Linked DNA regions of Mus musculus: region 2 is linked to region 1. Evidence: chromatin loops called from intact Hi-C (ENCODE). Cell type or tissue: left cerebral cortex. All regions are shown on one strand. Links, peaks and the distances in the headings refer to the core of each region. The heading gives the core; the rest is flanking DNA. Region 1 holds the start of Gm46099 (a long non-coding RNA gene). Region 2 holds the start of Gm33470 (a long non-coding RNA gene).

Region 1 (16,335 bases), core at 8,896-11,395:
GCTATCTAATACCCAGAGCGGCCTACTTCTTTTTTTGAGACAGGGTTTCTCTGTATAACCCTGGCTGTCCTCGAACTCACTTTGTAGACCAAGCTGACCTCGAACTCGGAAATCTGCCTGCCTCTGCCTCCCAAGTGCTGGGATTAAAGGTGTGTGCCACCACTGCCCGGCCCTACTTCTTAAGTACTTTGTGTGACTCTAATGAAGGCCTTCAGCTCTAAGGAGGATTCATTCCTATCTCTTTACTCCGTGTTGAGATGGAAAGGGATGATAAGGAGCCGTCTGACTGTGTGTCTTGCCTCCTCCTCCTTCCCGTCCCAGCCCTCCACTTCTCCGGACCTCCATCTGCCCCTGACCTGTGGTATTTCTCACACCCAGCTACCGTGAAGGACAGCAGCAGGTATAGCTCACTTAGTTGGTTTCTCCATCTCATATCTGCTGCAGTGTTGGGGTTCTGTCCTCTAGGGCTTTGCTCGAGGGTGGCCACAGGCTGGAAAAATGAATGTGTACAGAGAACCTGTCATCAATGCAGTCTGGGCTCCAGTGGGACCTCTTATGTCAGAATCTGGCCTTAAACAAGAGCCCTGGTGATTTCTTGGGGTGTCTGAAGGGATCCGGGTTAGGATCCCTGTCTGCTCACCGGGCCCTCTCATCTCACAAACTGGCTTCATGTGACATAGCCAGGCCTGTAGCCAGCTCCCTGCCCCACCTATAACCTTCCCTCCAAGAGTCCTGATCTCCAGGCCTCTGACTCACCAAGGAGGCCCTGCGCACAGCTCAGCTCTGAGCCTTGTCAGTCACTTTTGGCTTGCAGTCTCCAAGCACCAAGGCGTATAAATGGTGGCCACGCCTGCCTCTGACTCACCACACCTTCTCCCCATAAGGACTACATTCTCCCCAACTATGAGTCAGAAACATGGGGTGTGGTCCTGGCCACACCAGTCACCAATGGTATGGCCTTGGATACATCACTGGTGTGTTAGAGCTGCAGCTTCCTGCCTACCAGGGGGAGATTAATGACTATGGACCTCATAGGGTACTTGTGGGCCTAACAAAGGTCCTTCACGGATCCACTGTTACTGCAGGCAGCAGAGGTTAACCATGCACAGCTGTGTGCTCAGCAGGGCGCCAACAGCAAATCCTCCAACCCAAGTCCCAACCCTAAAGAGCAAGGAACAGGGAGGAATATAAGGATGTGTGTCCCAGGCCAGCAGACACTTAGTGATGTTTGCTGAGAAACTGAAAGCTTCTCCCTCAGCTCTTCCTTACTTCCGTTCACAGATCTCTACCCAGAAGTCATACCTGAATCAGAAAGACCCAGGGCTCAAAGCTACTTAGGATTCTAAGGGGAACTTTAGATGATCAAGTGGATGGGCCAAGGGCTGTTGGACTTTCTAGCAGTTAGTAAGTATAGAATAGCAGTTACAACAAGATTCCAAACTTGGTCCTTGATTGCCTGCAGTGTTCCGCCAGTGAGGTATAAATGAAACTGACTTCCATATAGTTTTATAGATTATTCCTATTTTGCTCTCTGTGTCTTCCAAAGATGGTGGGATCTGGAAATATATTTTCTCAGGGTTCACAGCTCCTCTCTCTCTCTCTCTCTCTCTCTCTCTCTCTCTCTCTCTCTCTCTCTCGGTTTTTCGAAACAGAGTTTCTCTGTATAACCTTGGCTGTCCTGGAACTCACTTTATAGACCAGGCTGGAAATCCAAAAATCCACCTGCCTCTGCCTCCTGAGTGCTGAGATTAAAGGTGTGCACCACCACGCCTGGCTTAGCTCCCATCTCTTAGAGGAACTGGCTGGAATAGCTTTTGATCTACCTCTGGTCCTTGTGGCATCCTCAGCTTCCCTAGATCACAGAACTTTAGCCAGAAGATGCTGTAGAGCATAAGACTCACCCCCACCCCCACCCATCTCCATCTACCCCCACCCCCACCCATCTCCATCTACCCCCACCCCCACCCATCTCCATCTACCCACACCCAACCCTAACAGACACAGTCTCCTAGACAAGAAACTGAAACTTGACTTGGCCAATGTTAAGGCAGCTGGATGTGGAGATTTGAACCCAGGTCCTGGCATGAAGTTCTGAGGGGGTCCACATGTCTGTAACAGCATGCAGTGAATACTGGTGACCAGCAGTGACCAGACAATGGTGGACAGATTTGAAAATATGGACCAACAGGACAAAGAGGTCATTCATCATCACCTAGCTTTACCTCCATGGCTGTCAGGGAAAGATACCCAGGAGGGAACCTTCACCATGATTACCAGGGGCTCTGATGGGATGCAAGGGAGCTCACTGGGAAAAGGAACTGTGTGCTGATGGGGTATCCCACGAACTGTGCATATTGGTCAACTCATAAAATACAGTCTAAACACAGTCTACTTTTACTCTATGTAAATCTAGTTTCAATTTGTAAAAATGCAGCTTTAAATGACATATAAGCCACTTCTCTCTGTGACAAAATACCTGGAACTTAAGGGAGGAAGAGAAGTCACGACAGCAGACGTGAGCGTGAGGCAGCTGGATGGTCACATGGCATCCACAGTCAGGAAGCAGGAAGCAATGAATGCTGGCGCGTAGCTCGGTTTCTCCTTTTTACTCAGCCCATGATGTTGTTGCCTCTATTTAGGGTGAGACTAACACTAATCTGATCTAGATAACCCCTCACAGACACCCAGAGGTCTGTCTCCCCTGTGAGCCTGGCAAGCTGACAGCTGAGATCGGCCATAGCCCTGATGTTACTATCATGTGGTGACAATTGCTAGGGACTAAGTAAGTGCAGTCAGGTACCCAACCTGCAGATATCCCTGGAAGAACCAATGTGAGATGAGGCAGGCAGCCTGGGGAGGAAGTTAGGTCATTGAAAACACGCCTTTAAAGGGAATGTTGGGGTCCAGGCCCCTTCTGGGCTTTTCCCTCCACCTTCCATGAGGTGAGCAATTTCCTTCCCAAGTGCTCATGCCACAATGTGCTGATTCATTGCACAGCTAACGCACTATGGGTTCAGATCTGTAGGATTATGAATCAAAGAGATCCTTTTTTAAGATAGGGTCTCATTATGTGTATCCCTGGCTCATCTGGAACCTAACTTACCATATAAACCATTCTAGCCTTGAACTCACAAAAAACCTGCCTGCCTCTCAGGTGCTGGAATTAAAATGTGTGCACCACCACACCCAGCTCGTATAAGGGCTTGATCTCTGTTATTTTGTCATAGCGACAAAAATCAAACTGATACAATTGTAAGAATAATGACCTTGAAGTTAAAATGCCCATGTTAGGGCTTCAGGATCTTGCCCGATCAGAGGAGAAAGATGACAGCTAGGTTGTCAGTCCTGCTATGGGCTCTCCTTAACCTGACACCCTGAAACCCACATGGTCTAACCCAAAACTGGCCCTACCCACATCTCTGACAGGCCTCACCATCCTGTCACCCTGGCCACCAGCATCAGAGCTCTGGCTGTGTTTTCCCCCATGAGTCCTCATCCCAGATTCCTTCCTCTCCCAGACCCTGGCCGAGGTATCCACCTGCCACACCATGCCGCACCTTAACATGGTTACTGTGCCACTAGACTTCAGATCCTGATATCTGCTGGATCAGTCACTTCAAGGACCTACAAAATTCAGAATGGCTTCCATGCTGTACCACACACACCTAGACACACCTCTCCTGGGGATTCCCTTCTGCTTGGCTCAGATCCAGCTTTGAACGGAGCACACAGCCTCAGCGGAGGAGCTGGGGTGGGAGGAGAGGCAGTGCAGGCTGGAGGAGAAGAGAGATGTCAGGATAGGTGGGTACCACTGAATCCTCACATGTCCCCATGCAGCTGCTCCTCCTGAGGAAAGCTCGGATCCACCAAGTCCCTGCTTTTCTATTTAGCTATAGTTTTCATCTCAGCCCTCCATTTCTGCTCCCAGAGGACAGAGAGGCCCAGTTGCTCCGGATTCACTGATTCCTGTCCCCCTGTCCCTGCAACCTGAGCGCTTAGTCTCCACTACAGAACCTCGGCAGGGTCCCCTGCTCATCTGGCTCAGACAGATGCTTTACTCACTCACTCTAGTTCTTGTCCGTGGCTCAGGAACACTTTAGCTTTTTACTACAGTCACAGCCTTTGTTGACCCAGGCTGAACTTGATGCTACGGGAATCATCCCTTGGCATTGCTAGGATGGGGGTTCCTCAACACGTTGAAAAGTGTCATCCCTTCTGGGAACTCCTCTAAGTGATGGGACATGAATGGTCTGACCTCAGTGTGGTCTTTTAGCCACTGCAACAACCTTCTCTGGACACCTGAGGTAGCCGCATTACACTTTGCTAGATGGGGACCTCACCGTATTTTCCTGGGTCAAGAAATGATGGGTTCTAGGGTAGTCAGGACTATGTAGAAAGAGACCTATCTCAAAAATAGATAGATAGATAGATAGATAGATAGATAGATAGATAGATAGATAGATGTAAAAATAATCTAAGCCAAGCATAGTGGTGCCCATCTTTAACCCCAGCACTTGAGGGGTAGAGGAAGGCAGATGTCTGTGAGTTCAAGGACAGCTTGGTTTACATCACAAGTTCCAGGCCAGCCACATACATAGTGAGACCCTATATTGAAAACAAAACAAAACAAGCAAAAATGAAATGGTAACCACAGTGGAAGGGGCAGCCCCTGGTCCCCTGGCCCCCCGCAGGTGGCCTTCTAATGCCTGGCCGTGTTGCTCTGAGGTAGGCCCTTCCTCAGCGAGCCCCTGCCTCTTAAGCCCCCCATGCAGCTTGCATCTGCTTGGCTATATGTAGACATGACTGTTCACGGAATGCAAGCATACCTGCAGGCAGGTAGGGGAGAATGTGCTGTCCCTCTGCATGTGACTCCAGTGTATGGGCTCCAGGCTTCGAACCTTGCCTTGGACAAACCCATTCTCTATCTCCAGGGAACCCCTGACTCAGTTGCTGTCCCAAGCATAAGGTGTGCAGTTGGGCTAGAGAGAGCGACTGGGTAAGAAACTGTGTGGGCGGGTCCTGTGTACGGTTCCTACTGTCCCTGTTTTATAGAACAAGGTGTGAGATTGCTTAAGTGTTCCTGAGTCTCTGACCCACACAGAATGCAACGGCAGCTCTGACTCATGACCCAGCAAACAGCTCCTGCATACACAGCTTCTGTGCATGACTTTGGTACCCATAAAGTCTCCATGGCTTTGCCACCCAGGACATTGCCCCACCAGTGTGGTACCCATTCTCAAAAGATGCCCTCAGGTCCCTCAGTACCTCGGATCCCCATCCTGGAAGGAGGTCCACATCTGGAGGGAGCTAGCTTTAACACTATAGTCCTGAGTCACTCTACTGAATCTCCCTTTTCCTGTTACAAGTGTCTTAGTTCGAATGATATGTTAGACAGTTGCCCTATTTGACTCCAGCCCATGGGATGAAGCTTCTTATAGAGAGGCCAGTAGGCCAGCTGGACTTGGCCACCACATGATGAAAGGAAGGGCTCTGTCCTTGCTTTGCTCAGACATAAAGGGACTCTTGTGAGACATCGTAATGCCAGCACTTCCCCTAGCCCTACGGCTGCCTTCCTGCATCTGCCCGACTGTCCCCTCCCTCTGCTCTCCCACAGTTCACTTGCTTTCTGGTGCTCTCTGTGGTGTCTAGAGTTATTCAGGAAATATTTACTTGCAAGTTGGTTACACAAACCTCTTTAAGCGTTCTCCTTAAAGCTCTGCCTATGAATGGGACAAGCAAGCCTCCGTTACACAATGATACATGACTGCTTCCAAATGAGCAGTTTGCACCGTGATTCTTATTGGTGAGGATGCAATTGCTGGGGTGTGCAGATTATCCCAAATCTCATCAAACCTGAGTGGAAAAGGATTCTATCTATGCTCTGAATGGACCGCTTAGCCCAACGACTCTAATTGATAACTGTTCTCTGTCTATTCTAAAGCACTGAAAACTGATGAAGTCAGAGAGGTTGCTGACCCCAGCAGTCCTGTTGAGAAACCATTAAGTCCATTGCCATGGAGACCAAAAACTCTGAAGACTGGGGGAAACCTCAGAGGAAATCAGAGAGCAGCTCACGGAAAAGCAATCATGGCCCAGCTGAGATGAGGCCTGCGTTACCTCCGGAGAACAGGGAGGCACCTGAGACTGGCGAGGAAACTCAAAACGAAGAACCCCGCCGCCTCATCCCAATCCAGAGGCATTCCCTCTTCAATCGTGCTGTGAGACACAGGCACAAGGCCAGGAGCACGTCTGAGCGGAGAGCCAGTGACCAAGCAGGTCAGTAGCAGGGACGCCTGTCATGTGAGTTCTTGATGCTCAGAGTCTCATTAAACAAAAGAGGAACAAAGAGCATTGGAAATGGTCAGGGATGGATCCAGCAAGGATCTAAAGTAGTCACCTTCCCAAAGTGTGACAACACATCCTCTTCTGAGAAAGTGTCACCTCAGTGTCATACAAGACAGACCTCTCCTGAAGAAACCCGATCAAGTTATTCATATATATATATGTATATTCCTAGAATATACATATATATATATACACATATATATTCTAGTAAGAAATTGGCACTGTCTTTCTATATATTCTGGGTCATTTGGGCACACAAATATTTTCTATTCTGTTCCTGTGAATGTGGGATGGCTTCCCAAAGCTTAAGCATGACAACTATCCTCAGAAAGTGTGCTATCCCTAGTGTGTTAGAGGTACAACTCAGCTTTGGGACCAGAGGCTTTGGTGACTATTCAAAAATATTCATTAAACTCTGTACTGGGCACTTTGCAGCCTGAAGCCAAACTACTCCCAATACACATAACATTAAAATATACAGATGTGCACACACACAAGCACATGCATACACATGAGAACTGAGCAGCCCAAAGAAAATATAACATATATCTATCAATACGTCATTTTATATCTTCCAGTGGTCATATTTTTAAAAGTACAAGGAGGGAGGGACTGGAGAGATGGCTCAGTGGTAAGAGCACTTGTTGCTCTTGCAGACTACCAGGGTTCAGTTCCCTGCATCTACATGGTAGGTTACAACCATCCATAACTCCAGATCCATGAAACATTGAAACATGACACCCTTTTCTGACCCTTGTGGGCACCAGGCACCCGTGCAGTGTGCATGCATACATGCAAGCCAAATACCCATACAAATAAAATGAAATAAATAAATCCAAAAGACTTTTAATGGCAAAGAAGTAAATAGTTTATTGTAGTAGTGTATCTTATTAAATATAATAACACTTCCAAAATACTATACCTATACTTACAGTTAATAATCAGTATAACATTTATCAGTGATAAAATAAATCGTTCTTCCTCTCTGTCCCATATTGAACTCGAGTTTGAAAGAGGCGAGTCCGGTCTCAAAATGGAGGGCCATGATCCAAAGGAACCAGAGCAGCCGAGGAAGCTGTTTATTGGTGGTCTGAGCTTTGAAACCAGATGATAGCTTAAGAGAACATTTTGAGAAATGGGGCACACTTACAGACTGTGTGGTAATGAGAGATCCCCAAACAAAACGTTCCAGAGGCTTTGGTTTTGTGTTGAAGAGGTGGCTGCTGCACTGTGTGCTCGGCCACACAAGGTTGATGGATGTGTGGTGGAACCAAAGAGAGCTGTTTCTAGAGAGGATTCTGTAAAGCCTGGGGCCCATTTAACGGTGAAGAAAATTTTTTGTTGGTGATATTAAAGAAGATACAAAAGAATATAACCTGAGAGACTACTTTGAAAAGTATGGCAAGATTGAAACCATAGAGGTTATGGAAGATAGGCAGAGTGGGAAAAAGAGAGGATTTGCTTTTGTAACTTTTGATGATCATGATACAGTTGATAAAATTTTTGTTCAGAAATACCACACTATTAATAGGCATAATTGTGAAGTGAAAAAGGCCCTTTCTAAACAAGAGATGCAGTCTGCTGGATCCCAGAGAGGTCGTGGAGGTGGATCTGGAAGCTTTATGGGTCGTGGAGGAAACTTTGGAGGTGGTGGAGCAAACTTTGGTCGTGGAGGAAACTTTGGTGGAAGAGGTGGCTATGGTGGTGGAGGTGGTGGCAGCAGAGGTAGTTATGGAGGTGGTGATGGTGGATATAATGGATTTGGAGGTGATGGTGGCAACTATGGTGGTGGTCCTGGTCACAGTAGTAGAGGAGGATATGGAGGTGGTGGTCCAGGATATGGAAACTAGGGTGGTGGATATGGTGGTGGTGGAGGAGGCTATGATGGTTAGAATGAAGGAGGAAATTTTGGTGGAGGTAACTATGGTGGTGGTGGAAACTATAATGACTTTGGAAATTATAGTGGACAGCAACAATCAAATTATGGATCCATGAAGGGGGGCAGTTTTGGTGGAAGAAACTCAGGCAGTCCCTATGGTGGTGGCTATAGATCTGGAGGCAGAAGTGGTGGATATGGTAGCAGAAAGTTTTAAAATAAAACAGAAACGGCTACAGTTCTTAGCAGGAGAGAGAGCAAGGAGTTGTCAGGAAAGCTGCAGGTTACTTTGAGACAGTCGTCCCAAATGCATTAGAAGAACTGTAAAAATCTGCCACAGAAGGAACAATGATCCATAGTCAAAAAAAGTCACTGCGGCTTAAACAGGAAACCCTTCTTGTTCAGGACTGTCATAGCCACAGTTTGCAAAAAGTGCAGCTATTGATTAATGCAATGTAGTGTCAATTAGTTGTACATTCCTGAGGTCTTTTATCTGTTGTAGCTTTGTCTTTTTCTTTTTCTTTTCATTACATCAGGTATATTGCCCTGTAAATTGCAGTAGTGGTACCAGGAATAAAAAATTAAGGAATTTTTAACTTTTCAATATTTGTGTAGTTCAGTTTTTCTACATTTTAGTACAGAAACTTTAACAAAATGCAGTTTCGAAGGTGTTTCCTTGTGAGTTAACAAGTAAAGATCGTTGTTAATCACTACTATGTATGAATTTTGCTAAAGTTAACTGTAAAGAAACACCTACTGTCTTGCAGTTTAAGGGGAATCTATTCTCCCCATTTCCAAAACAATGATGAATGGGCACTGACATGTGGAGAGAATAGATATTTGTATGTTTGCAATGTGTGTTTTAGATAATTAGAATTGGGAAATAAAAAATAGCATATTTGTGAATTTAATAGCATTAAGATTACCTTCAAATGAAAAGGATCTCAAAAGTTAAAAAAATAAAATAAATCTAAAAGACTTTTAATGGCAAAGAAATGAATAGTTTATTGTAGTAGTGTGTCTTTTTAAATGTAATAACACTTCTAAAATATAATATTATACCTATACCTACATATACCTACAGTTAATTAGTGTAACATTCATCAATGATACAGTATATGTATGTATGTATGTATGTATGTATGTATGTATATATATATATATATATATATATTCACACACATATAATATATATGTATATGGACTACAGAATGAGTGTATTCATTCACATGTCTGTAATCCTGGACTAGGCAGGAGGACTGAGCTTTTGAGACAAGCCTGACTACGCAGTGAGACCTGTCTTTAAAAAGTAACTTAAGCAGTGAGCTGCTTTAGGTCCTTTGCGTACACTGTCTTTGAAACTTGTTGAGTGTTTTATAGCGCAGCCCTTTGTGTTAACTTGCCAAATCATCACTGGAAATAAATACTCGATCTGGATTTAGATCTCATAAAATGTACAGTCAAAAAAGCAAATTTACATACCCAAATTGTTCCAAATATTCTTAGAAGTTTCCCAATCATCGAACCGCGGCTCTGTTTGCACGTTTGGGTTTAAATTAAGCTGAATGAAATGGAAAATGCATTTCTACCACCACACCGCCCATATCTTAAGTATGCGAGGGCTTCGTGTGGAAAGTGGCTGCCCTATTGGACAGAGCAGGGGAGCGCGACACAGAAAAATACACGTAGCTGCCAGATCTGGGGCCACAGGGGTCTTTCTGTGGTGGGAGAAAAGGTAGGTACATTCATCTGCTCTACATTGTGATAAAACACTCAAGATAGATCAACTGGAAGGAAGAAAAGTGTGTTTGGGCTCATAGCTGCAAGAAGGTTCAGTCCAGGATCATCGGGATCCACTGTTTTGGTCAGAGATGAGGCTGGGTATTTAGATGGTGGTGAAAAAGTCCGGTGAAGGAGAGTGAAGAAGAGGGTGTTTGAGGGAGAGGGAGAGAGGGAGGGTCTAAGAAAAGATAAGCTAGATCCTGAGGAGATTGCCCAATGACTGGCTTCTTCCCCAGGCCCCACCTCCATCTGCGTCCATCAGCTCCCAATAGCGCCACCAGCTGGAGATAAAGGTTTTAACATATGAGACTCTGGGAACATCCCATCCAAATCCTGAGTGTGGCACCGGGGCTGTGTTCGAGATGAGGGTGGAGAGGGAAACAAGTGAATCAGAAGAGCGTTTGTAGCTTCCCTGAAGCAAATCTGGGGGTACAAAATGGAGAATGAGAGCAGGGCCACAACCTTCCCTGTCACCAACACTGCCACTGGTGCTCAGTTCATAGATAAATCAGCTTCATTATATATAGGTAATGGTTAATCTGATTCTTCACTACTCTCTGGAGTCAACTATCCATAGCCACCTGAGGTTCCCTGACCCCAGCGCCCATAGGGAGCCCCGTGTCTGCTTCACTGCACAGGTTAGGGAGGGGACTAGGAGCAGATAACGTAGCCTTGGCCACCAGGCTTCTCTGATCTGTGTCCTAAGGACAAAAGACAGCACACATTCTGGGTTCACCACGTGCAAATTGGACTCGAAGGCACAGGACTTTCCCCCTCATTTCATTTCATTTCAACACGTGCCCCTTGCGAACCTCACAGCAGCATCTGCCTCACTTGCCCACTGGGGTGATGCGACATTCTAGTTCTGGTGGATTAGGACCCATGGATTAGGACTCAGAGGTTGAGATTAGGTGTGAAGAGTTTGACAAGCTAAAGACGAGTTTGTCCAGAAGTGAGCTCACATTGGAAGCTTTGAGAGCCAGTAAACATTAGCCAGGCTTGCATGTGAGCTTGCTATTATATTTTCAATACCTCCTTCCCCCTTTCCTCCCTTCCCCCCTCTGTGTTTGTGTATGTATATGAAGTTGCTGGTATCATAGTTATCAGCTCCATTGCAGTGACATCCCAGGTCATCAAATACAGCACAAGGCATAGCAAATATCTCTTTGGGAAGTGAGAAGCGGAGTCACCCCCACTCTACCTTCTTTTCAAGATAACAGAACTGTCAGTCATAGATTTGCCTGAAAGGGGGAGTTGCATATTTTCTAACTTGCTCCATTTTTTTAAATGCCACAGATTTGCCAAAAATGGGGAAATCTGTAAATGAACGGTCGGCCTTCAATCTGCCCCAGGGGAGATTGCCTCCCTGGAGAACACCAGCCCAGAGGGACACAGGAGCGCAGGAAGCCAGGTAAGCCATGTTTGGGACTGAAAGGCACGGTAGTCATCTGTACCACCAAATCTTCTCAGAGATACAGGATGTCACTTGTCATTTAGTCATTTTGTTTTGATTTGAGGCAGGGTCTCATATATTCCAGGCTGGTCTCAGAAATCACTATAAGCCAGAGGTGAGGTTGGGGGCGGGGGGGGGGGGCTGTGCGCGCGCATGCCCATCCATGCATCGGCTTGGGTGTAAGCAATTCTCAGAAGTTTGTCTTACTTACAAGGCAAGCAAGCACTTTTGGTTGCAAGATATTTGATCACACTGTGAACTCTGAGATTGTGTTATTTACTGGAAAAACGTATTTCTAGTTGTGGTATGGCTCAGCCCTTACTTAGTACACACCTTTAATCCCTCTGGCTGGAACACTGACCCTTAGTACATCACACCTTTAATCCCTCTGGCTGGAACACTGAGCCCTTAGTACATCACACCTTTAATCCCAAACAAAGAAGGTACAGTTAATTTGTAGAAGGAAGCACCCATGTTTGAAATTGATATCTAACTGAATGACAGACAGAGTGACAAATCAGAGAGAGATTTGACAGAATAGGACCTGCCCAACTCTTACGAGAAGAGAGACGAAAGGGAAGCTAATTAAGAGAGCAGTGCAGAGAGAAGCAGGCAGGCAGTATTACCAGGAAAGTTATACAGAAACAGGTTGAAAAGAGAACAAGTGAGACACAGGTGAAGACAGAACGAGCCAGAGAATGAGAAGGAGCCAGATGGTTAGAACAGATTGCTAGAGTTAGTTTGAGGCCAAGCAGAGCAATTCAGGATAGGCCAAGAGAAGCCAGATGAAATCAATCAGCTTGGTGAAAAGTTTGAGCCAGAAGAGCTGAGCTGAACCAGCCAGCCAGAGCTCAGAAAGAACAAGAAAGGGTAATCTTATTCAGCAGCAAGTCTCAGGCTGAAAACACTCTAGGCCTAGATTAGATGGTACGGAGGCTACAGCTTCCAGGACTAGGCCTAGGTTAGCAGACTGAGGCCGACTGAGACTAAGCCTTGGAGACGACAATTACATCAGGAGAGTAAAAGTCACACTTACAGCTTTTACCTGCTGAACCTTGACCGGGAACTCTGGATCCTCCTGTCTCCATCTCTCTAGTGCTGAGATTCCAGATGTGCACCACCACATCTGGTGCTGGGGAACAAACCCAGGGCTGCTGGGTGCTAGATGAACACGGTAGCCCGAGCTATGCTTACAGCTGCTTGTCTTACTTGTCTAACAGTGACTTAATGGCTTGTGTTTTTTCAAGCCACAATTTCCTTTTGTAAAAACTATCTATTCTCCCACAATATAGGAATTTGGAGATGTAATATTCACCGAGGAGTGGAAAAGGAAGTTATGGTGCCACTACCCTAGAGAGATTTTAATAAATTGCACATGTGCACATGTGCACATGTGGTGGCTCTTTTTCCTGTGCACTTTATGCTTGTTTTCCCTCCATAAGACAGATCTTCCTATTTGATCTTTTCTTGTCTATTCATTTATCACAAACCCCTGTGTTCTAAATAGTTTTCTACACATGGATGGAACAGCCAGCTATACTGTGTGCTGTAGTGTAATGGGACTTCAGTGTTTTCGCCTATCAGTTAGAATTTAATTTTGCTACTTGTCTTAGGCAGAGTTTCTATTGGTGTGATGAAACACCATGACCAAAAGCAAGTTGGGGAGGAAAGGGTTTATCCAGCTTATGGTTCCAGATCACTCTTCATCATCAAAGGAAGTCAGGACAGGAACTCAAGCAGGGCAGGAACCTGGAAGCAGGAGCTGATCAGAGGCCATGGAGGGATGCTGTTTACCGGCTTGCTCACCCTGATTTCTTACAGAACTCAGGACCACCAGCCCAGGGACGGGCACCATTCACAACAGGCTGTGTCCTCCCTCATTGATCACTGACTAATGCCCTGCAGGCTTGCCTGCAGTCAGATCTCATGGGCAGGTTTTCTTAATCACAGTTCCTTTTTCACAGTGGGTACCTATGTGGTTCCTATGTAAAAGCAGCCTGAAGATCATGTCAGAAGTTCCTTCGTGCCTTCAGGGACCGAGGTTCTTTCTAGCATCCCACTCTGTCATCTTTTAAGATGACTGCCAGAGCTCCATGACATCACAGCTACAGTTCAGGAGGGAAAACGGGAGGGATGAGTGGTTGATGTTAACTCTCTGTCTAAGTGGATTCCTTGGAGGCTGACCAGCTGACACTACTTGCATCTCATTGGCTAAAACCACATTGCAACGACCTTTTGCAAAGGCCGTTGGGAAAGGAGTTGTTCCATGCCAAATCCGATTCTCTCCCTCTACGCACTGGCTTTCACTCTAAAGCATCTCGGTTTCTCGGCACCGCTCTAATTTGTATCTCTGTGCTGACTATGAGGTTGAGTGTCATTTCCATGCATTTCCTGGTTCTCCACTGACTTTCTATTGGGTGGTGGCCATTCAGGTCATTTGCCCATTGCTTGTGTATTTATTTTTACATTTGTAGTTCTTTATATGTCAAAAAAAAACAACCCAAAACAACAACAACAACAACAACAACAAAAACAAACCCAAAAACCATGGCCAAGCCAAGCATGGTGCTCGTGTCTGTAATTCCAGGACTCAGGACACAGAGACAAGAGGATCAGGGTGGATTCAGGGCCACTTAAGCCTACATGGCGAGGTCCAAGACAGTCTGGGCTACAGAGCAAGACCTGGCTCAAAAAATCCAAAATAAATCAGAACGTTCCTGTCCCAAGATGTACACTGCAAATATTTCTACCCATGTATCATAATTTCCTGCATTCTAGTGAGCATAGATTTTTAATTTTGCTGACATTAACTTATCAATGGTGTTCTCTTAAGGCTCACTGTTGTGTTTGCTACTCATCAAATACCTAACTTCCATAGACATTCATACCTCAAGTTCTGCCTCTCTGTCTCTCAGTCCATATGGCCACCCAGCTGCCTTAGCGCCATTTATATGAACGGCCTTCAGCTCCTGTCAGTGAGTAATATCTGTGCCTTGTCTTTTATTTATTTATTTATTTGTTTATTTATTTATTTATTTATCTTCCTTTCTTTTCTTTTCTTTTTTTCTTTCTTTCACTTTTTTTTTTTTTTTGAAACATTGGTCTCACTATGTAACCATGCTGGCCTTGAATTCACTACATAGTCTAGCTTGACCTTGAATTCATGACATTCCTGCTTCAGTCTCCTCAATGCTGGGGTTGCAAGCATGAGCCACTGTGGCCAATTTGTTGATTTTTTTTTAAAAAAGCTCCACACTATGTGCATATGGGTGGGTTTATCTCTAGACTTCTCATTGGTCTTGTTGACTACCTTGTGCCAGAACCACACTGTCTTCAATTCTGTAGCTTTGTGCTTAAAATCTAGTAGTGTGAGCCCTCCTACATCATTCTTTTTAAAGACAGGCCTGACTATTTTAAGTTTTGTGTTCCCATATAAATTTTAGAATCAGGATGTCAATTGCTACTCTCAAAAATATGCGGTTGAAATTGCTTTACCCTTACAGATGAATCTGGGGATCCTTGGCTGCTTCAATTGTTCAGTCCATGAATAAATCCCAACTTATTTAGTTGGCTGCATCCCCTCTGTTCAGATGCTTTAAAAACTAAGCCAGTGATGATGTGTAGGTCTAGGATGCGTTTTATACAGATTTTTAATTCTCGTATGTGTTATTCATATATGCATGTGTGTTCTGGAGTTTATGTGTGTTCATGTGTGTGACTATAGGTGTGTGTACTACGGTGTTCCTGTGGTGATCAGAAGATCACCTGGGGTGTCCTCACTTTCTACCGTGTTAGAGCAGAGTCTCTTTTTCTATGTAAGCTGTGCTAGTTGGCCTGCTCACTGGCTTACAGTGATGGCTTACAGCAAGCTTGCAAGGATTCTCCTGTCTCTGCCTCCCACCTCTCCATGGAAACACTGGGATCACAGATGTGCACAACTGTGTCTAGCTTTACATGGACTCTAGGGACCTCAACTCAGGTCCTGGAGCTTTCCTGGAAGGTGTTTTATCCCGGAGCCATCTCCCCAGCCTGGATTTATACATATTTTAATTAAATTTCTTGCTTTTAAAAAAATCTTATTTTACACACTAGTTTTTTCTATGTCTGCTTTTAAAGTATTTATTGATGAACAAAACACATTGGTAGTGCACAAAGATAGTTATCTTGTCAGTTGGGGAGAAGTGGTGAACTCTTACACGTTCACCTGGTATTCCATGATAGTGACAAATTTGCTTATTCTATTTTTTTTTATGTCACTGTCTTAGTTAGGGTTGCTATTGCTGTGACAAAACACCATGACCTAAAAGCAAGTTGGAGAGGAGAGGGTCTGTTTAGCCTATATTTCCACATGGCTGTCATCACCAAAGGAAGATGGGGCAGGAACCTGGAGGCAGGAGCTGATGCAGAGGCCATGGAGTGGTGCTACTTACTGGCTTGCTTCCCCTGGCTTGCTCAGTCTGCTTTCCTATAGAACCCAGAGCCACCAGCCCAGGGATGGCTCCACTCACAATGGTCTGGGTCCTCCCCTACCTACCGACTGATCAATTGATCAATTGATCGATAGTTGAGAATTTGCCCTACAGCTGGATCTCATGGAGGGATTTCCTCAACAGAGGCTCTTTCTCTTAATGACTCTAGCTTGTGTCAAGTTGACACAGAGCCAGCCGGTACAGTCACTTTGGGTTTTCTATGCTCTGAATCTTACCCTCTGTCTCCTTTCTCTTGTTTTTCGGGACTCTTTGAAGCTCTTGTTTCTCCTGACATATAGCACAGTCAAGTAAATCCTCAACAGCAATAATGTTGAATCGATATAGCTCTGATAGACATCTTTGTTCATTCCCTGCCACAAATCAGAAACCTATTCAGACTCACTCAACAA
Region 2 (16,335 bases), core at 8,607-11,106, 180 kb before region 1:
GGTGTTATAAAGGGTTAATTTTACTTAAGGCAGTTACTTAATGTGATTTTTTTTAACCCTTAAAAAAAATGGGAAATGTATACAATTGTTAATGACATGGAAGTGTTTCCTTTTTCCTGAGGAAAAGTGAATTTCTTATCAGAATATCTGGCTGGCCCTGTAATTTAAATTAAAATAAAATTTTGGAGAAACTGAAAAAGAAAGAAAGAAAAGAAAAGAAAAGAAAAGAAAAGAAAAGAAAAGAAAGAAGGAAAGAAAGAAAGAAAGAAAGAAAGAAAGAAAGAAAGAAAGAAAGAAAGAAAGAAAGAAAGAAAGAAAGAAAGAAATGACCGTCAGAGCGGGAAGCATGCTTCATGAAGGCCGTGGTGGGGTCAGGGCCAGGGCTGGCTTTCATTTTCTTACCTAGCCTGTTTGCTAGCCTGCTTTATCTCAAGTATGGATCATGCATCTAATCCTTTGAGAGGCCTTTTTAAATTTTACTTATTTATTTATTTTTTTAACACATGAAATGGCATGACCAGGTATCCTAGAAAATCTAGAATAGCTGCTGAAATTCAGCTTCCCAGGCACCACCTAGACCGAGAGAATCAACTACCTGTCAATCATCCTGGCAGGGCCTAGGAACCTGCATTTATATAGGTACCTCAGGTAATTGTATGTAAAGCCAAGTCAGACTGGCCTTTTCTTGAACTCAGAGCCTCATGCACAGGTGAGAGTTCTACCACTCAGCCACACCTCCAACCCCCTTTAGACACTTTTTATTTTTGAGGCAGGGTCTCGCTGAACTATCCAGTTCTCTTTGAACTTCCTCTGTAGCCTGGGCAGACTTTGAGTTTGCATCCTTCTGCCCCAGCCTCCCAGCAGTTGGGACTCTCGCCAGGTATGACCACACCCGGCTGCATGTCATTCTTTTGAGGAATTCAGAGGAAGCCCAGAAGATCCTCATAGCTTGCCCTCATGCTTTACAGATGAGCTAGAGAGAGCTGCCCCCACAGAACGAACACAAACCTTTGCACGGCAGCAAACTGTGAAACCCCCAGCCTGGCTCCCACCTGGCGCTCCGTGTACTCCTGGGCCCTGCTGCTTTGTGATCAGGTGGTATTTACTTGAGGAGTAAAATCTTCATATTAACAGAAGCAAAACATAATTAGAAAAAATCTGTTATAAAAACCATTCTGCTTTCTAAGCCAAATCTAAATGACTCTGGGGTAAGGCATGCCAGAAATTCTACTTCGTTAGCTGGTGTAATTAAATGACTGCCATGCCAATTGTTGGCACTGTCTATTTTCTTAAACTGTTTGGACACTTGTTCCCCGTACCCCCTTCCCACACTCCTAATATACGTATAGTATGAGAGTTGCCATCAAAACGCTCTTACTCATGTTAGTAATGGGATGTGCTTGTTCTCCGCCCACCCTCCCTGAATTCCCTGCCTTCTCAATGTGCTCTGGGTTGCAGGCTAGCTCCCGAGGGCCTCTCACTAAGCAGGCTCCCCCAAGCCTCTCAATTCTGCTGGAGGATGAACAACGGGAAGAACCAGAGAGAGGTAAGAGGATAGAAGAGAAGAAGCCAACATATCTTTAACCAATACCTTTTTTTTCTCTTTCCTCTTGGATTCAGTTTCTTCCATTGCTGTAGATCATCCTGGGCTCCAACTAATTGGGTAACACATACCACACCCATCAATCCCAAGAAGAGTGAAGGCTTTGTGCCCTGTGGTCTTCAAGTGCTTTAACGTCCATGGCTGGGTCTTCAACTCTGCCTGCCTCCCTCTCTCCTCCTCTCTCTTCCTCTCTCCTCTCCCCCTCCCCCTCCCTCTTCTTCTTCCTCTTCCTCCCTCTCCCTCTTCCCTTTCCCTGCAACTACATAGTGAGAAAGCAAGCAATTTCAATGGGAAAACTACTCCTAGATGTAGCTACAGCCCAGCCTACCTGAGCTCTCAGCTGGCAGACATCACCACCACCACCACCACCATCTCATGAGACTTTGGAAATTTGTAAATGAATGACCATCCAGGTGTCTGCAGCCCCACTCTCCAAGAGAAGAGTGAAGCTGAATGGGGTGAGCAAATGCATTGTTATGAAAAACTGCCAAGCCATGGGCAGTTTGTTACCAGCACCAGATGACTGCAACAGAGGCTGTACAGCCAGACTCCTGTCTTCAAAACTGGCCTGCAGGTGACCCCATGTATATGAGAACCAGGGAGAGGATTCGAAGACAATAGATCCCCCATGGGGAGAGTTCAGACTGTAATATTTTGACCCTGTGTTTTGTACGTTGAACCTAGTAGGTACTTAATACATTTATATTTTGAGTGAAACAAAGAAGCCACTTGCAATGACAAATGGTACCCAAGTAGTAGATGTTAGCAAGAATAAATCACAGATATGGGTGGATTGATGGCACTAAGGCTTCACTGGGTTCAAAGCCTTGATAAGTGGGTGTTGCAGGTTCAGATCTGAGCTATTTTGCTCTGTTTAATACCAAACACAACCAGGAGATAGCTTAATAGTATAGTATAGTATAGTATAGTATAGTATGGTATGGTATGGTATGGTATATCTATATGTGGGAGTGGGGGTGGAGATAGGTTTAAAAGCTGGATGTGGAAGTTTTCAGAGAGAATGCTGTCTTCTTGTAACAGAACAGGACCTTAGCTGTTGTGACAACCCCAGAATGGGCATTGGATACACAGGGCAGGGTGGGAGGGTGGAGAAAGATCAGAGAGACACTTCTGGTGGCCAGCTAACTAAACAGCTGAACCTTCATAACAAAGATGGAAAAGCATACTTGTATGCCGTTGGCTCTGTAGTTTGGGATGTAGCAACCACTCATTGCCCAAGACTCTCAGTGAAGTCTGCTTCCCGGTGTGACCTTCTCTTGGTGGCATTTGGGACTGAAGGAAATGGACAGGGTCTGGCTCGGGGCAGGAAAGGATCAGAAGACCAGAGTCAGGGAAGAAATACGAATGTAGAACTGGAAACCAGTACAAGAAGCATAGCGTCCCAAGAGCCCTGTGTCTTACCATTGAACCCATATGCAAGTGAATACTGTACCACTGAGCTCTGTCACCAGCTCACGACTCCCCCCCCCCCCCACCTCTAAGTGGTTTCCCCAGAGACAAAAACATATAGCACAGTCCTACTCATGGTGAGACAAATAAACTTAAGTTTCTTTTTCTGTGGCTGTGACTGGACTGCTTGCAGGCTACTGTCCACCATGTTGGGGAGGTGTAGTGGCCGAAGCATGAGGGGACTGGTGACATTGCATCTACAGTCAGGAAGCAGGGAGAAGGAGCTCTCTTCCTTCCCTGGTTTTTCATTCAGCCCAAGGGGTGCTGCTGCCTGCTGTCCGTATTCAGGATTTTCCTCTTCTGCTAAGCCACCCCTCTGGAAACACCTCACAGATAAATCCTAGAAAACTCCCCATGGAGTCCAGCTGCCAGTGAGGCATCACCACCACAGTTATCTAGCTCCACCCACGACTCTCCTCATCCTTCACCCTACTGTTGCTGCAGTACTGAGTCTGCATAGGAACCCCTATACCATGATTGCTTCATCACATTGTATTTGAGAGGCATTCTGAGAAAAAGTTCTCTCTATTTTATCCATCTCTTATCTTTCCCAGTGTCGCTCATTTCTGAGTTTCCACCTACCACCACTAAAGTCAAAGTTCCTCTCGATTTGCTGTTGTTGTTTCATGTGACTGTTTCTCTCTGTGTAACCCTGGCTCTCCTGGAACTAGCTATGTAGCCAGGGCTGGCTTGAACTCTGCAGAGACCCAACTGTCTCTGTCTCTTGAGTGCTGGAATTAAAGGCATGTGCCACCATGCCTGGCCCCTCTAGCATTTTTGATAGTTGATCTGATAGCAACAAATCTATTTTCTTTTATATAAAAATCTCTATTGACCTCTTAAAATTACCTTTCCCTTGCTGAGATTTCTTATCATTCTTACTTACTTAAAAAGTATTTTCCTTTAAACTTTAAAAATTATATTTGTTTATTTAGTGTGTATCTCTGTGTCTGTGTGACTGTGTCTCTGTGTGTGTGTGTCTGTGTATGTGTGTGTGTGTGTGTGTGTGTGTGTGTGTGTGTGTTTATGTGTGTCAGAGGACCAAGTGTTCTTTTCACCATGAGGATCTCAGGAATGGAGCGCACATTGTCAGCTTTGGCAGCAAGCATCTTTGTCCAGTGACTGTCTTACTGGCCCAAGAGTATTTCCCTTATATCCTTGCTGTCACTTGAATATGTCTGCTGGTAACTTCATCCTCAGTGTGTGGAGAGGTGAGTCGTTGCTGAGACAGAGCCTTGTGAAAGGAACTGTGACTTTCTTGAGGTTGCAGATTAGTTATCTAGTGATCATGGAAGTGTGTTTCTCTCTGACGTGTATTCTTTTACCTTATGCTGCTGTGGTGGTTTGAATGAACATGGTCCTCATGGGCTTACAGAGAGTGGCACTCTTAGGAGGTGTGGCTTTGTTGGAGTGGGCATGGCCTTGTTGGAGGAAGTGTGTCACTGGGGTGGGCTCTGAGGTCTCAGATGCTCAAGCCAGGCTCAGGGTCATATTCTCTCTCTCTCTGTCTCTCTCTGTCTCTCTCTGTCTCTCTCTGTCTCTCTCTGTCTCTCTGTCTCTGTCTCTCTCTCTCTCTCTCTCTCTCTCTCTCTCTGTCTCTCTCTCTCTCTCTCTCTCCCTGCTGCCTGTGGATCCAGATATAGAAATCTCAGCTACCTTGCCAGCACCATGCTTGCATGAGTGTCACCATGGTCTCTGCCATGACAACAATGGACTAAATCTCTGAACCCAATTAAATGCTTTTCTTTGTAAGAGCTGCCATGGATGTGGTATCTTTTCAGCAATGGAAACCCTAGCTAACCTGGCTGCCTTCTGCTATGTTCTAGTGCAGCAAGAAGGCCCTCATTACCCATGGCCTCTCAACTTTGGATTTCCCAAACTCCAGGACCACAAGCCAGATAAACTCCTGTATAAACCACATCATGGCAGAATGAGAAGGTAGAGATAGCCTTGGATTATAGTGATGGTCCCTGGAACAGGGTTGTTAACCTTGTCTGTTCTCTTGAGTCGGGTTGAGCTTTGTGTCTTAGTCACTGCTCTACTGTAAGTGTCCAAAAATCGCCGAAGGAAGACCCCAGACTCAGGTAATATATAAAGACAAAGAATGCTTATTCTGCAAATACAACCAGCATGCGGTGTGTGTGTGTGTGTGTGTGTGTGTGTGTGTGTGTGTATGAACTATTCTCCAAAATGGTGACCCCAGACAAAGGCATGCAGGGCTTCTTATAGGGAACCAGGGGAACTCTCTAGAAGGATTAGGTAATCTAAAATTGGTGGGTACTAGAGGGTCACAGGTGGTCGGTGATCTGCATTCCTATGCCATGAACATTTAGCCATAGGATGAGATAGGCTACCCAGCACAGGCAGACCATTCTGAGATGAGATATTCCCCCACTCTTGTGGTTATTCCCAGGCTGTTCTTTGGGGGGGGGGGTTATGACCTTGTTCTGGATTTTATGGTCTGTTCCTGGAGCTGGTCCCTTATGGACATTTTTTTTTTAAATCAGGCCTGGTCCTTAAATGGAGATAAATGGGGTTTATGTTGTCCTCTCAGCATTGCTGTGAAGAGACTCCATGACCGGGGCAACTCCTATAAGAGAAAGTATTTAATTGAGGCCTTGCTTACAGTTTCAGAGGCTCATTATCAACATGGCAGGGAGCAGGGCAGCACACACAGTGCTGGGGCTGTAGCTGAGAGTTACACTCTGATCCACAAGCTGAGAGAAAGAGGGAAACAGTGGATGTGTGTGGGCTTTTGGAAACTCAAAGGCCATGCCCAGTATCACAAGGCATCCCACAAGGCCACGCCTCCTAATCCTTCTAATCCTGTCAAAGAGTTCCACTCCTTAGTGACTAAGCACTCAAATATATGAGCCCATGGGGGTGGTGCATTTTTATTCAAACCACCACACTAGTATTTTTATTTTTCCTGGATATGATGAAGTTCTGAATTTTAGTATGTTCCCCTAAAGTACATTAACTTAAAAAAAAAAGTTAATCTTAGCTGAATTCTGTCTCTCTGAAGAAAAATGCTTGTCCAAAGTCATACAATGCAGCTAATGGGTAATTCAGATAATTCATCGTTGTCGTCGTCGTCGTCATTATCATCATCATCATTTGTGGTGGTACTAAGATTACGTCTCACTACACAGTCCTGGAACTTATGACATAAGTGAGGCCAGCCTCAAGCTTGCACTATTTCTCCTGCCTCTGCCCCTCCAGTGACAGGAGCACAGGCCTGTGTCAATGTGACTGGCATACATTAAACAAAGCTTGCTTACTTCTCCAGATTTTTATCTATAACTCCTAACATAACAAATGGTGCTGTGTCAGCCTCCACATAGTGACTTTTAATGCAAAGTCAGAATTTGAGCTCAGTCTATGGTGGGTTCTTTTTACCATCTCTCTCTTTGCTTGCTTCAGGCTTATGTCTTATGGAGTCAAGGCAGAAATACTTCTTTCCAGCTTTGGAAGCAATGGCACTACCTCCCACCCCCAACTCTAGGCGATGAGTCTGCAGGTAAGAGGGAGTAAGGCAAGGTTACTGGAAAAAAAAAAATACAGGATTGCTGATCAAAATCCAGACAGAAAACCACAAACCTACTGTTTGGGGATATACTTTAATTAAAAATTGTTTGTAGCTTAGCCCAAATTGAATGGGGCTTTGTTTGCTAAACTTGCTGGCCTTTTGACTGTGGAGCCCTATAATGTAGAGCTGTTTGGGTCCCTATGTGTTTCAGAAGGGTTAGCAAAGGTCCAGGATGCTTGTCCTGGGTTGGGTGCTGGGGACAGGGTGGGGAAGACACTAAAGTAGGTTCCTGTGATCCCTCTTCTTTTCTGTCACTACCTCTCTTCTGATAAGTACCTCTTGAGCCTTTCGGCTATCAGCCAGTACCCTGGTTTAGATCTTTTCTGAATAATGGGCCTCTCTTGTGACCACACAGGTCCTATGCGCTGCCCTGGTTCTCCCATCGCCTTACCTCCTCCGGCATCCCTGGCATCCTGTCCAGCTCCCCACCTCCCCTCTCTCCATGGCACTTGGTGCTTTAAAGCCAGAGTTCTTTCTCACCTTAGGGTTTCTGCACCTTCTTCTGTCTGGACATTCTTTCCTAGGTCTTCCATGTTGGCTTTTCTCAAGAGATAGGACATATCTGAGGGCAGTGCTCCTTTTCGGAGATATCTGTCTGAGCATCCAAAAATCTCAGCCCACAGACACAGTAGCAGCAGGAGGGACCAGTTGCTGGGCTTAGCACTGGAACTCTGCCTTTGGGTACTTTTGGTAAGTGGAGCACACATATTAGTCCCTCACTTGTATCACGCGTGGCTTTTCCATGTGCTTCCCCCGCTTCAGGCTGGAGGGCTCTTTGGAGCTAGCTTTCTACTTAGACCATGAGAACTGAGGATTAATGAGCTCCCAGAGACAGCCCTTAATGTAACACTCTTTGGATGGGATAATATGTGTCTGAGTTAAGGTTTCATTGCTGTGAACAGAAGCCATGATTAAGGCAACTCTTATAAAGGCAAACATTTAGTTGGGGCTGGCTTACAGCTTCAGAGGTTCAGTCTATTACCATCACGGTGGGAAACATGGCATCATGCAGGCAGACATGGTGCTGGAGTTGCCAAGGGTTCTATATCTTAATCCAAAGGCAGCCAGGAGGAGGCTCTGGATTACACTGGCCAGATTTAAGCATATACAGGAAACCTCAAAGCCCCACCTCACAGTGACATACTTCCTCTAACACGGCCACACCTTCTCTAATAAGACCACACCTCCTAATGGTGCCACTGCCCATGGACCAAGCACATTCAAACTACCACAATAGGCATTTGCCCGTGCTTCTGTCCACCAGCCAAGCCCAGCTATTCCCTGCAGCCACCTTTTCACGCAGGATCTTTCCCTTCCTTGCCTCAGCTCTTTGCCTTCTACTGAAAGCGTCCTTGCCCTTGAATCTGCTTTCCTGTCTGAACCCAAACTAATGAGACAGGTAGAGCTTTTCATGGCTCAAATTGGCTGCCCTGGTAACTGCAATTATTTCCTCCTCCTCCTCCTCCTCCTCCTCCTCCTCCTCCTCCTCCTCCTCCTCCTCCTCCTCCTCCCCCCCTCCTCCTGGGTATCTCCTTCTTCTTGTGTATTGCCTGTGTGTGTGCATACTTGACTCCTGTGTGTGTATGTGTGTGTGTGTGTATGACTGTGTGTTGTATGTATATGTGAATACAGGCATACATATTCCATACAGTGTATGTGGAGGTTAGAGGATAACTTTTGGGAGCTGGCTCTCACCTTCAGTTTAGTTAAGGCACGGTCTCTCTTGTTTCTGCTGCTATGATAGATGCACACATACTCCAGGCTTCCTGACCCATGAGTTTCTAGGCAGTTCTCCTGTCTCTCCTCTCTACCTCTTAGTGCTGGAATTACAGATGCATGAGCTGCACCCAGCTTTTGACATTTGTTCTGGGAACCCAACTCAGGTTGCTGGGCTTGCTTAAGACTCTATTGTCAGGAAACACAAAATAAGGTATTTAAATCCTTTCTGTCTGACCCTCATCCACAGCCATATCCTGCCACGTGGTCTCCTCAGGCCCAGCACAACCATGTTTGAATGGATGATGGAGAACGTCAACTATGCATATCAAATCTGAGGTCACCAGAAAGCTGTACCAATGGGTGGGTCATCTGTGAGCTGACAGAAACGATCAGCTCTGGAGCCACCACCAACCAGAGAATCAGCAGACATATATTGTTAGTACCTGGACTTCATGTGCCTGTGTGAGTTCCTGTGTGAAGCCAAGCAGTTTTCCCAGAATGGGACCTGGGAGGGGGGGGTAGGTAAATGTGGGGGTGAGACCAGATATTTGCATCATAAAAGGTCTCTCTGTTGGAGTGAAGGCTAAGAGTGAGCTAACTGCCTCATAGAAAGCTTCTAGGTTTTTCCATAGCTGGGTCTCCATGGAAATTAGTTTGCAGCAAGAGAGGAGCTATTTTAAGGACAAGTAAAGACAGACCTGGTAGGCTGGGGTTAGGGAAGGTTTCTGCAGGAGAGAGCTTTGCTCAGTGACTCACTTGGCTCCCTCCTATTGGTGGTTTGAAAGCCACAGTAAAGTATCAGAAATGCTGGACAGAGGAAGAGTACAGTGGCTGCCCGTCTAGTTCCACAGGTGGCCTGGCAGGGCAGCAGCCACCGTCTGGACCAGTGGAATAGAGATTAGATGCAGATATAGTCATTCCAGACGCCATATTATGGTAACAGGAAATCTGGGCTTTGGCTGGCTTTGTATAGCCACGAAGAGAAGGGCAAATTTACATCTGGAAAGAAAAAGTGACTGTCAATGTATAATTTTAGGGTGAAGCATTATCTTAGGGGTGGGGCAGCTTGAGCAAAGCTTGTTAACTGCCCTGCCTTCTTGGTTATGGAGCTCAGTGAAGAAAACTGAAGTGCTGGGTCGGGGGTGGGGGGGCAGTATCTGGCTCTCCATTTCTGCCGTAGAAGGGAGAACTGCATGTTAGAGGGTAGGAATAGGATGGAATGGCTGGAAAAAGAGACAGCTAACTGGGATGGGTCCCGGGAGATGGTGTCCAGAGTCAAGAGAAATGGCCACATGAGTGTGCATGACTGAGAGCCTAGGGGGACAATGATGAAACTTCAGTTGTGGTGTTTCCAGTTTTGGGCATCAGGGGGCCCCAGCTGACCATCCACGCGCAAAGCTAGGCTCTTACTTAAGACAGCCGAAAACGGAGCTAGATTCTGCTGAGGCGAGGAGAGCTCAGAGTGAAGGGACAGGAAGCATGCATATGCCCCGCCTTGCTTTAACTTGCAGAAACAGACCTGGATATCTTCCTGGAGGAGCTATTTGCCGTTCCATGGATGGGCAGCTGCTGGCACCTCACACAGCAAGCCAGCCCACTGTGAAAACGGGGATCACATGCCACAAAGGCAATAGGGTCTTGGTCCTCAGCTCTGGGGTCGCAGGGAGTATGACCCAGGGTGGGTTACCAGGACAAGTGGGCTGAGGAACAGCAGAGTGGAACGTTTACACTTCCCTTGCCTTTCCTCTAGAATATCAAGGAATCTCCTGTTGTGTCTCTACCTTGGTTTACTGTGTCAGAATGCGGGGCCTGGAGTTGGGGGTGAAGTTCTTTATGGGGACCAAGTAGTGAATCTGCAGGAGAGACATTCACCTAAGTAGAGGAGAGGAGCTGTTCTGGAATATTCTCAGCCTGGAGTCTGCCAGTCCACAAGGACTATCATAGCAGGTAGTGAATGGTTTGCTCAGTAACTCTCAAAGATGCTGCTCCCTGGAAGTCTGCTTAGAGCCTAGGCCTGAGGTCTTTGAGCAAGAGATGCTGAATATCTTAAGGTGGAAGGAATGGTGACGTGGGCCATGGCACTTTGCAGGTGATGCCAAGCTGTAACTATGTTGGTTCTCTGGCTGGAGGCTATTCCCTAACCTTTGAACCCACGTCCCGGGGATGGTTTGTATGAGTCTATTGTCTCTAGAATAATCAGAACTGTTGGTCAGGCAATATCAGAGGACACTTGTGAAAGTTGGGAGGCTATAGGACATTTGGAGTCCCACACAGACATATGCGTGAAAGGGGTGATATCACGCTTGTCCGTGTCCATCTTCAGACTGACTTCATGGTGAGGATACCATTTTTCTGGCCATAAGGAACTCTCAGCTTCATCTCCCTGCCCCAAAGTGTCTCTGCAGTAGTTATAGCACAGGGAAGAATTGTAGCCCCGGGTATCAGGAAGATACCACACAGTCAGGAGGCCCAGTTAGAAAGGCACAATTTTATTGGTCACTCAGACTGGGAAACACAGGGGATATACCTACTCTCCTGAATAATCTAGGTCTGGTTTCCTACATTAATCCTGATATATCAAAAAGCAAGACAAGAAAAGATATCACAACCCTAGTCTCCTGGTAACCAAGGACACAGGGTGCACCCCAGAGCTTGGGAAGAAGAGGCTGCACTATTTTGAGAGCCTGGGACCAATGCTCACCTTCCCTGATAGCAGGCTGGAGAACTCAGCCCTTGGGGACTATGGTGGAGACTCTTCCTCAGTACATCAGAAATGTTGCAGGGTAGGGGTGGGGTGGGCTTGGCCCAACTCAGGGTATGGTGATAGCTGCCCACCTCCAGTGGCACGGGGAGTATTTATTGGTCCATAGGCTCAGCAGGGGCCTGACGTGGCTGGCTTAAGTTAAGGCCAGATCTCTTCACTGGCGAGTTAGAGCTGATTTCTGACTCTGGCAGACTTGAAACCCCATAAAAACCAAGAGGATCAGGCCTGTGACAGAACCCCAGCAAAAAGCAGCTTGGATCTCTGAAGCTGGACAGGGCCAGGCTCCTTGTGCCACTTAGCCATGCAGACTGTTCGGGTCCCTGCAGTAGAGCCCGGCCGGTTAGCTCTAAGAGACCGATGGTTTTCTTTAATGCTTTTTAAAAACATCTCAGGACCCACCATTTGGGATTAGTGGGCCTGGGCATAGGGTTCAGGCTGACTGGCACCTCAGCACTGGAGGCCAGCCCGACAAATGTTCATAAAGCACTTAACACAGCACATGGCACCTGACTGTTATTATTATTAATAATATTATTATTTATATCTTCACCCTCGGATGAGCAGCTCCGTTAGTTCCTTTCTTTAAAACGGCGACTGGAAGAAGGCCCAGGAATCCAAGTTCTGAGACCCAGTGCCGCTGTCTGCTGTCTGTATGGCGTGCGTTTGTCATCCAGCTTTAGCATCTGCCGCACAGTGTGGCAGCCAGCAGCACACTTCTTGGACCACAGAGAAGTGAGGCCGTTTCCTGAAAAAAAATACACAGCCTGGGACTTGAAGCTAGGCAAGAAGAGCTAGCAGGAGGTCCTCCAAGAGGCATCCTGAGAGAGGCATCCTGAGAGAGGCGCAGGTCTGCTTTGTGCTGTTCCTCCAGGCTCCGATCACCAGCAGCTCACTGTAAGATGAGAACAGAAAGGGCTATCAGGGCCTTGCCAGATTTGACCCCTAGTGCTGTAAGTTAGGTCAGGCTAATTAATGTGAAAGAGCCACACTGTCCTAAGTGCCTTATATGTTAATTCATGCATATATTACAAACACAGTACCTATGAGATAGATATATGTTGTATATAGTTTCAAAATGAGTGATAACTGTAAAAATGATCACAAACAATAACAGTATATGGCATAATCTTTTTCTCCCCATAAATCTACACAATGGCTGGCACTAGTAGTTTCTTTTTGACAGTTTAAAAAGGCATAGAGCCGTGCAGTGGAGACTTGGGATTTAAATCCAACACAGGACTGTGGTACAGTGCTTGCCTAGTGTAAGGCCCCAAGTCTGACCCTCAATGCTGCAATAAGTATGCTAATGGAATGGCCAGCAGTCTAGTTCTAGACTCTGTTCCTTGTGATACTGGAGATTCACCTAAGGGCTTTCTGGAGGCTTCCTGTGCACTCTCCCACTGAGCTATATAACCTTAGCTCTCTCACTGCTGCTGTTGTCTGTCTCACCATTTAGCCCAGGCTTGCCTTGAACTTCCAATCCTCTTGCTCTAGATGTACAGTGTGCTGGGATTATAGCGGTGTACTATCATGTCCAGTCTCAACTCTGTGTGTGTGTGTATTTAAGTCATTGTTAGTTTTGCTCTACAATAAATCTATTCTATAGGAAGGGGATATTCTGCCTGAGGTCTCTAAAACACCAGGAATGTTTTAAGTGCATACCCTAATTAAGGATGATAAGACTAAAATATAAATGACTTAGACTCCCTTACTCTACAGGTGTCAACAGCTCCTCTCTGTCGCTCTCAAGAATCACTGCAGATGCCCTGTAGGACCAGTCAGGAACAGGAACAGATGCCAGGTACAAACCCCAGGTTTAGCCCTTCTTCACAGAGCACATCCCAGGATACACATACACATACACACACACACAGATGCATGCGTGCACACATATGCATATACACCCATATACATACAGCTCAACATACCTGCATGGCAGTCCTGCCAAGCAGCCCCTCCTCTTGGCGGTGCTTGCCATGGTGGGGGAGTTCTGTGTTGTCACGGTAGTCTCTGCCTTTGGAATGTTGCAGCTGCAGGACAGCAGGACTCTTGACTGGCAGGGGTGGCCGTGGAGCTGGGATGGGTGTTGTCTGCTGGCTCATTTCTGACCTGGAAGGCTTGACAGGCCTCTTGACTGGCACTGGGGCTTGGGAACTGGCTGAGGCCTTGGGCTTCCCTTGGCTCTTGTCCCCACTGGTCATTCTGCCCTCAGCAGAAGAAGAACAGGTAAAGGAGCGGATCCGGGGTGTGGGGCCAAGGACAGGCACAGGGGCCTGTTTGCTTGTCCCCTTGACACTCTCCACCTCTTGGGCTTTGGGGAGCACGATGCTGGGTGATGAGATTCCTGGGTCTGGACAGGGCGGGGGCTCCTTCCGCAGCATCTTGGGAGACTCCTGCTCTTTCCTGGGCACCAGCTTAGGGAAGGAACTCACGGATCCATACAGTGGGTTCTCAAACATCTCGGGCTTCGTCAGCAGCAGGTCCTCCTGGAGCAGAGCTTCCACCTTTCCCAGATCCCCAGGTCTGGAACCATGGGGAAAAGGAGAGGAGATGGGGAGGAAATATGTTCAGAAGTCAGGACATGGGGAGTAGTTGCTTCATGCCTCTGGGTTTCATTTAGGGGTGATAAGAATGCTCTGGAACTAACTACAGTAGTGATCATATAACATGCACCACAGAAATGCCTCCGAATTACTTATTTTCCAGGGAATAATTTTTACATGGATTCTGCCTTGAGAATTTTTCTTTTTAAACACCAGGGCTCACTACGTATCCCTGGTTGATATAGAACTGACAGATCCGCCCGCCTCACTGTCTGCTGAGTGCTGGGATTAAAGGCATGCAACACCATGCCGGGCTGAAGAGTTGGTTCTGTGATTAAGAGTATTTGCTCTTCTTCCAGAGTTACCAGGTTCGACTCCTGGCATCTACATAGTAACTCACAACTGTATGTAACTGCAGTTCTTGGGAATCCAATGTCCTCTTCTGGCCTCTGAGGGCATTGTGGTAGACAGAAGCAAGCAACTCCCCCCCCATCTCCCCACCCCCCCATGTGCGTGCGTGTGCGTGCCTGTGCATGTGTGTGGCATCTGGCTATCCACTCAGCTATAGAGATAGAGAGGCCAGAGGATGGAGCCAATGAGATAGAAGCTAGAAAGTGATCCTTCCAGCAGTGTTCAGGGTACACCTGCTATCCTAATGGAGGTTAGGAAAAACAGATTAAACTCACGAGTTTTAGTCAAAAAAAAAAAAAAGTTTGAGTATAGGCAACAGGAAACCAAGCTCTTATCCAGGGGGCAGAGTCAGTTCTTGTGCAGGAGACCATGGATGCCGGCTAGGGCCTGAGCAGAGTCTCCTTTCTTGGCACACAGCCTTGACCTCACATGGTGGTGGTCCAAGCTTACCAGGACTGCAGTGTTTTCCAGGAGATGGGACTTTTAAATGCTAAAGTTGGGGCAGCCTTGGGGAACCTGGGATGGGTGGCTATTGCCACCTAGTCCTGTAGCTCGCTCCCTGATAGCTGTCTACCCCTATGCTGTCACCTGGGGCTGGAGAGGACATGTTTCCACCAAGCTCTGTTCACCGTGTGAAGCACACAGTGACTTCCACTCTGGGAACCTCTGAGTCCATGAACTTGTGCTTTCTTTGTGGCTGTCTCTAGCTCTGCTTCATGGGGTCTCGAAAGAGACTGCCTTTGTCAAACAAGTACCTCAGTACCTTCTGGATGGCTACCTTGATCCTCATTTCCGGGGAGGGATGCCAAGGCGATTTCTCCCTTGCTCCTAGGAAGTAGACTTCAGTCTGGCTAAGGGACCTGCCCTCCCACCTTTCAGCTAGTTCAGCTAACAGCTAAGGCACAGGACTGTCAGTGCCTCTCCACAGGAATCCCCAGGCAGGCCTGGTATAGGCATTTGACTTAGAGGGTCTGGAGGAGAACCGCACTGTGGGTGATGCTCCAGCACGGGTCCCTGATTACTATGAGTTAGCTCTGCTAAGGAACTGAAGTTCTGAAAAGGGAAGAAAAGAAACAGCACTCAGAAAAGAGGCTGAATGTGAGAGCCGGTGTCACCACAAAATGCTCAAGGCAGCTGGGGAGGAGACACATCTGTGTCACTGTTAACTAGGTCTGGATGTCACTTGGCCATCTATCATCCTGTAGGAATGGGATTCCCACCTAATGTTTCCCATATCTGCTTAGGACTTCATCTCTGGGCTGTGTGGTCCTTGCTCCTAAACCTGTTCTGGCCGGCTCCCTCTGTAGGATGACAGCTCTGCCTTCATTTGGGTTCCTAGTTTCCAATATATGTTTCCATCAGGAGGGTCCAGATAGTTATTTTCTTACTTATGTATGTGAGTGCACTGTCATTCTTCTCAGACACACCAGAAGAGGGCATCAGATCTCACTACAGATGGTTGTGAGCCACCATGTGGTTGCTGGGAATTGAACTCAGGACCTCCGAAAGAGCAGTCAGTGCTCTCAACCACTGAGTCATCTCTCCAGCCCCCAGATAGTTATATATGAGAACATGAATGCTTGTTTTTAAGGAAAGAGAGAGATTTGGGGTAGATAATGGTGTCTATTCAGAAATCCTCACCTCTTTCCCACTGAGAACTCCAGGAAGGGGAGGATGGCATAGATTGTCATTGGTTTGAGAAATGTCTTTGTGAGTAAATGCAGTTTTTATAAGAAGATGGCTTTCTTGGCAAGTCCCAACCCAGTCCCCTTTAAAATCAAGTTGCACCAACTGTTTTGGACAGGCAGAAGCCAAAGTAGTGGGCAGAACCTACTACAACTCTGCCCTCTTCAGGCCGTCACCCTTGGGAGCCCCCAAGGGATGCTTTTGAGCAGAAACACAGACACTCAGACAGACACACACACACAATTCAGAGGACACTCACCTTGCCTCTTGCACCCTGGGGCAGGGACCTCGGTTGGCTGTGGAAGATGAAAACTTCTTTGGCGACAGAGGTGGTTGGGAGGGAGGGGTTGGAGGACCCTCCCCCCTCCCAGGCCCCAGGGAGGAGTCTTTGGGTAGCTGGTCATAACTCCAAGCTGTGAGTTGCTGATCTGGGGACAGGGTTGATTTCCCATGCAGGGGCTGTCCAAAAGGCCCCATACCAATGTAGTTTGGATTGATCATCTCATTGAGGCTGGAGACACCACATGCAGGGACCCTGTAGGAAGATGTG

The links. Hi-C counts contacts between places; a loop is a spot of excess contacts. Peaks named below come from ENCODE experiments on the same cell type or tissue, not always from the same donor. Only the 100,000 strongest peaks of a DNase experiment are listed, where the experiment ranks them.
Region 2: it touches region 1 in a loop (2.1-fold over the local background); 4 of 42 quality-filtered maps call a loop at or near these places.

What each region holds. Positions count from the first base shown.
Region 1 is chr1:87,535,738-87,552,072 of GRCm38, reverse strand. It overlaps Gm46099 (a long non-coding RNA gene), which reads right to left and starts at 1,012. Exons shown (of 4, transcript XR_003947916.1): 1 at 757-1,012; 2 at 357-490. It also overlaps a transcript of Ngef not described here and the pseudogene Gm6153. In left cerebral cortex, for the core only: a CTCF peak has its summit at 10,283 (motif pointing left); DNase peaks (open chromatin) are centred at 9,668 and 10,257; H3K4me3 peaks cover 495 bases; H3K27ac peaks cover 304 bases.
Region 2 is chr1:87,715,023-87,731,357 of GRCm38, reverse strand. It overlaps Inpp5d (inositol polyphosphate-5-phosphatase D), which reads right to left. Exons shown (of 27, transcript NM_010566.3): 25 at 16,045-16,320; 26 at 13,074-13,668; 27 at 10,848-12,037. The coding sequence ends at 12,035. It overlaps Gm33470 (a long non-coding RNA gene), which reads left to right and starts at 6,501. Exons shown (of 4, transcript XR_878350.2): 1 at 6,501-6,593; 2 at 8,629-9,082; 3 at 12,865-12,946. Gm33517 (predicted gene, 33517) reads left to right here. Exons shown (of 4, transcript NR_157047.1): 4 at 1,621-2,790. In left cerebral cortex, for the core only: a CTCF peak has its summit at 9,735; DNase peaks (open chromatin) are centred at 9,136 and 9,795; H3K27ac peaks cover 1,221 bases.